Regions from separate parts of the Mus musculus genome. Here region 1 is linked to region 2. The links are chromatin loops, found by intact Hi-C in ENCODE. Cell type or tissue: heart. All regions are shown on one strand. Each heading gives the region's core, and the rest is flanking DNA. Links, peaks and the distances in the headings are about the cores only. Region 1 holds the start of Fgl2 (fibrinogen-like protein 2). Region 2 overlaps Gsap (gamma-secretase activating protein).

What was found. Hi-C counts contacts between places; a loop is a spot of excess contacts. Peaks named below come from ENCODE experiments on the same cell type or tissue, not always from the same donor. Only the 100,000 strongest peaks of a DNase experiment are listed, where the experiment ranks them.
Region 1: a loop joins it to region 2, with 4 times the contacts of the local background. A loop is called at or near these places in 2 of 42 quality-filtered maps.

Annotation. Positions count from the first base shown.
Region 1 is chr5:21,371,668-21,374,485 of GRCm38, reverse strand. All of the region lies in intron 2 of Ccdc146 (coiled-coil domain containing 146), which reads left to right. It overlaps Fgl2 (fibrinogen-like protein 2), which reads right to left and starts at 1,813. Exons shown (of 2, transcript NM_008013.4): 1 at 1,178-1,813. The coding sequence starts at 1,769. In heart, for the core only: no CTCF peak of the experiment used is centred there; a DNase peak (open chromatin) is centred at 1,815; H3K4me3 peaks cover 2,193 bases; H3K27ac peaks cover 1,980 bases.
Region 2 is chr5:21,276,595-21,279,412 of GRCm38, reverse strand. Gsap (gamma-secretase activating protein) reads right to left here. Exons shown (of 31, transcript NM_175437.3): 24 at 1,273-1,368. Among named protein-coding and RNA genes, the nearest start is that of Gsap, 92 kb to the right of the region's middle. In heart, for the core only: a CTCF peak has its summit at 1,534 (motif pointing left); no DNase peak of the experiment used is centred there.

The DNA.
Region 1 (2,818 bases), core at 268-2,767, 95 kb before region 2:
TTTCACAGTTTGGTTTCTAGACGTAGCAGCAGGGTGATTATAATTATGCTCAGTGTAATCATTTGGTGGTTTTTGTAGAGATTAGAGACCAACTATTTGTTCCCAGTTAATTTTAATAAAATTTGAGTCAGGTAAAGAAAGTTCAATATAAGATTCCTGTAAAACACAATAATCTGTTTGCATGTATTTAGAACTCTGGAGAGTCCCAAGCTTTTAGGAGAAAAGTAGGTAACAGAATATTTTTGTGTCATTACAAGTTATATGCCATGTCATATTTAATATACACCTTGTGATGTCTCTTAAACATGAGTGTCTATCTTGGTCATTAGTGATAACATTCTATGACATGATGACCTACCATCTCTAGAGATTCCAAATGAAAGTTATCCCTACTATGTCCCATCGACCTCACAGTCAGGATGAACACAGAGGGTGTGGCAACCCATCCACAAAGGTCCTAGGAATCCAGGAATCCGGACACAGAAGGCTGTTAGGTCTGTGACCTTAAATAGTGTTAACATTCACTAACTGGAATGGTGAGGATGCATATGCACTAAGTCTCAACCCCCGAAGTTCTACACGTGTCCTCATCCCCACCACACACACACACAAAGAGAGAGAGAGGGAGGGAGGGAGGAGAGAGAGAGAGAGAGAGAGAGAGAGAGAGAGAGAGAGAGAGAGAGAGAGAGAAGAGAGAGGAGAGAGGAGAGAGAGAGGAGAGATGCTTCCATGTATAAAAATCTCCCATTCTCACTAGATATTTGAGAACCTAGCACAGCAGATTGTTTGTGAAAGCCTTATAAAGCCCATCAGCCACCCAAGATCTGATTCCCAGGGACCTAAGCAAGCAGAGCCAGGAACCTTGCCATACCTGTCCTGTGTTCAAATATGTGTTCAGATTCCGGGAGGAATCTGTTTCTGCTCGTCTGTTGGTCGACCTAGCAGGGAAGGTCTAGAGACTTGCAAGTGACGGTCTCTAACGAGTACAACTAATAGGATTTTTGTACGTGGATCATTTACCATTTCTGTTGTCTCATTTGAGAAAACACTTGTTTCTCCTGCCATAACTTAACAGGTGAAAGTCTGACTAACTTATGCTCCCTCGGGTTAATGTTTATGGCCACTATCTGGCTATACAGCTTTCATGAACAAACTGTATGACCCTCATTACACCTACCCGGCTGTGACTGCATGTGTTCTTGGCTGGGACACTTGGAACACTTGCCATCCAAACTGTTGACCACAACGGTTAGATTTGCCACTTTGTTGTCCACGTAGTTCTCAATGTTGTTCATATTTACCAGATGGAGCGTCTCCAGGCGCCCCTGCAGCCCCTGGATCTGGTCCTTTGCATTCTTCAGCTCTGAGGACAGCTTGTTCACCTGACTCTCCAGTTCCTGGACTCTACTGTCCTCGGCTGTCTCTGCTCCATTCCCTCCATTCCCGCCGGGATCTCGATGGTCGTCAGCCTGCAACTTACAGTCCTGGCAGGATTTCTTCAGACTGTCCACTGCTTCCTTGAGGGTCCGCACTTCTTTGAGCACCTCCTCCATGCTGCCAAGCTGCCGCGGGAGCTGGATGGTCAGCGTGGGCAGGGTGAGCTGGAAGGGGCACTGGCTCCCCTCGCACCTCCCGCTGCCCTCCAGCCTCGCGGGGCAGGCAGCCTGGGCGCTGGCATCCTCCAGCCCCTCAGTCAGGTTGTGCTCCTCCACCGCTCGGCAGGCAGCGAGGACGGCAGAACTCAGCCACAACCAACCAGGAAGCCTCATCCTTGCAGTGCGGCAGCCCAGCCTGACCAGGCGCTTTAATAGCCACCGCCGCCTGACTCAGGCGTTCTGAGTTCCCAGAAAAGGGCGGGCGCATTTGCATCACAGTCTCAGACGCCACACAGGAGGAGAGGGTCCTCAGCAAGCGCAGCCAGCCAAATGCTGTCATCTCCTGTCAGTCAAAACTATGCACAATAGAATGCCTGCCGTGGGTGCCACGCATTGTATTCAAGATTCACCGTCTGGGTTTTTAGTAAAGCACAAGGAAAGTCTTTTGTTTAAAAAACAGTTGTAATACCAGTGCCCAAAAGATACCATATTATATACTTGGTCCACTAGTGGGGAAAGAGTTGGAACGTCTAAATGTCTGTGAGCTTCTTCCCACTAAATGTCACCAAAATGGAAATGATTCTGTTTCCTCCCTAGTTTGGGAACCTGTTTTCTTTTTGAAGGCTAGACTTTGTGTGAACTCTTAAGTACTTAAAATTGCCCCTAATCAGAACAAAGGTCCGCTCTTTAAATGGATTCTCTGTGTGTGTCTCTCATCTGTTTGTAAAAGGGAAGAGAACTGGCAGAGAATACGGCTGTTTTCTCCTGACTGTGCAGGCTATGTAATCGTCAGTGGTTAAAACACTTGGAAGCACGTCACTCACACATCACAGGCAGTGGCTGTCCTTCCCCATCACTCAGCTCAGGAGCTGGGGGTCTCTCTTAAGTTCATTGTGCATACTGACCTCATAAGGTTTCTTATTAAAAGGGATTTTATTACTTAAAAATTATTTCAGCGTAACTGACACAGATAAACCCAAATTCTTTCTCTGTACTAGTTAAAGGCACTCTGTAATCTATCTCTTATTTATTTAGACTGGGTCTCAAGTAGCTCAGGCTGGCCTTGAACTCCTGATCTCTCTGCCTCTCCCTCCTAAACACAGAGATCACAGGTGTGTACCACCATGTCCAGTTCTCATATTTATATCTCTAACCAGATTTCCCAAGACTTTTCTCTACTGCCTCTTAATTCTAACTGAACTACTCTCTTCAAATTCTCAGAG
Region 2 (2,818 bases), core at 162-2,661:
ATAATCACCAAAGACACAGCTATTGAGGTAAGCATGAGCAAGCCAGGCCTTGTGACCTAAGGAAGCAAGGGTATGTGGAGAAGGAGGTATGTCCTGGTCACCAGCAATTCTAAAAATGATAGGTGCGTGAATAAGGTCTTGCTGGCTAGAGATGATTTCATGCAAGTAACTCCTGATCATTACTGAAGACTATAGACCTCAGGAATCCCGCCATTGCTGTGAAATTTCAGAATACTGCCAAGCAGCCTTGCGTGTCTGCACTCATACAGACCCGCTTACCAGATTGCTTTTAAAAATGGCCTTGTTTAAAAAAAAAAATAAGGTTGACCAAAATAAGATAGAAAAAAGACATATTTTTGAAGAAAGAGACAAGTGACTGAGAACATTTCTCTCGATATGCAATGGTCAGTACCATGTTCTGAGAGCATAGCTCACCTCACTACAGCTCTATTGGAAGGAGAGAGAGGAGCTCTGATGCCCTTATCATGGGTATCATTCTATGACAATGCCCGATCTTTCCTAGTACACTAAAATTATAAAAGGCACTGTGGCTGGAGAGATGGCGCAGCCATTAAGAGCACTGACTGCTCTTCCAGAGGACCCTGGTTCAGTGTCTGCCACCCTCTTCTGGACTCTGTGGGCACCAGGCACACATGCATACAAAATACCTGCATGCAAAATTAATTAATCAATTACAAAATTCAAGCCTTTCGATAGATTTTCAAATATGAAAGCAGTCACTAATGACTAGAGTAAAAGTAGAACTTTAAAATTAATTGAAGAGATCCACTTGCTCTTAGCTAAGAAATGTAATCTTCCAAAGGCCATTGCAAACCACACACACACCATGCAAAGGTACACACACAAACACACATACATAGTACACACATATAGTCACATACTGATTCATTTGCATACCAATCTTACTTAAACTTAGAGAAATGATGGAGCATTCTATCTCTTTGCCCTTTGTAGCTGAATCTTTTGATTTATTAGCTGCATTAATGAGATCTATGTCCAGTGAGCAATCCTGTCTCAAAAAAAAAAAAAAAAAAAAAAAAGCTAACATAGAAAGTGAGCAAGGAAGACATTACAGTCAACCTCCCGCCTACACACGTCCATGGGCACTTCACCTGGACATGCACACATGCACGTACATACACCACACATACATATTACACAACCTCCACCAATGGGCTCACTGACTACACCTTGAGAATTATACATGGAGCTAAGGGTGCGGTTGAAATTAGAAGAACAACTAAAACCAACCAGTTTTGAAATGTAGTCCAGAACCATCTGTTCAATTTTCTTCTTTTCTACACCCTGCAGGTGTCTCAGTAGGTGGTCTCTTAGCTCAGACACCATCTGAAAACAGGACAGGCACGAGGTAAGTCACAACAGGCCTCTTCACACCTGTAACTGACTTAAATCAGGGCTATTCCTCATATTAATACCAACATGAAAAACCCACAAGCTTAGAAAAGAAACCATGCCTGCTCTCCCAAAGGCACACGGCTCTCAATTGCCCTCTGCTGGCATAAATCAATGGCTTCAACATTTCTCTCTGGAGGAACTTCTTTTTTTTTTATTTTAATTTTTTATTAGATATTTTCTTCATTTACATTTCAAATGCTATCCTGAAAGTCCCCTTATACCCTCCCCCTGCCCTGCTCCCCTACCCACCCACTCTCACTTCTTGGCCCTGGCATTCCCCTTTACTGGGGCATATAATCTTTGCAAGACCTAGGGGCCTCTCTTCCCAAAGAGGGCCGACTATGCCATCTTCTGATACATATGCAGCTAGAGACACAAGCTCTGGGGGTACAGGTTAGTTCATATTGTTGTTCCACCTATAGGGTTGCAGACCCCTTCAGCTCCTTGGGTACTTTCTCTAGCTCCTCCATTGGGGGGTGGGGGTTTGCTGTGTTCCATCCAATAGCTGACTGTGAGCATCCACTTCTGTATTTGACAGGCACTGGCATAGCCTCACAAGAGACAGCTATATCAGGGTCGTGTCAGCAAAATCTTGCTGACATATGCAATAGTGTCTGTGTTTGGTGGCTGATTATGGGATGGATCGCCGGGTGGGGTAGTCTTTGGATGGTCCATTCTTTCGTCTTAGCTCCAAACTTTGTCTCCGTAACTCCTTCCATTGGTATTTTGTTCCCTATTCTAAGGAGGAATGAAGTATCCACACATTGGTCTTCCTTCTTCTTGATTTTCTTGTGTTTTGCAAGTTGTATCTTGGATATTCTAAGTTTCTGGGCTAATATCCACTTATCAGTGAGTGCATATCAAGTGACTTCTTTTGTGATTGGGTTACCCACTAGTCTCTGAAGAAAGAAATTGAAGAAGATGGAAAGATCTCCCATGCTCATGTATTGGCAGGATTAATATAGTCAAAATGTCTATCCTGCCGAAAGCAATCTACAGATTCAATGCAATCCCCATCAAAATTCCAACTCAATTCTTCACTGAGTTAGAAAGGGCAATTTGCAAATTTATCTGGAATAACAAAAACCTAGGATAGTGTCTTAGTCAGGGTTTCTATTCCTGCACAAACATCATGACCAAGAAGCAAGTTGGGGAGGAAAGGGTTTATTCGGCTTACACTTCTATACTGCTGTTCATCACCAGAGGAAGTCAGGACTGGAACTCAAGCAGGTCAGGAAGCAGGAGCTGATGCAGAGGCCATGGAGGGATGTTCTTTACTGGCTTGCTTGCTTCCCCTGGCTTGCTCAGCCTGCTCTCTTATAGAGCCCAAACTACCAGCCCAGAGATGGTCTTACCCACAAGGAGTCCTTGATCACTAATT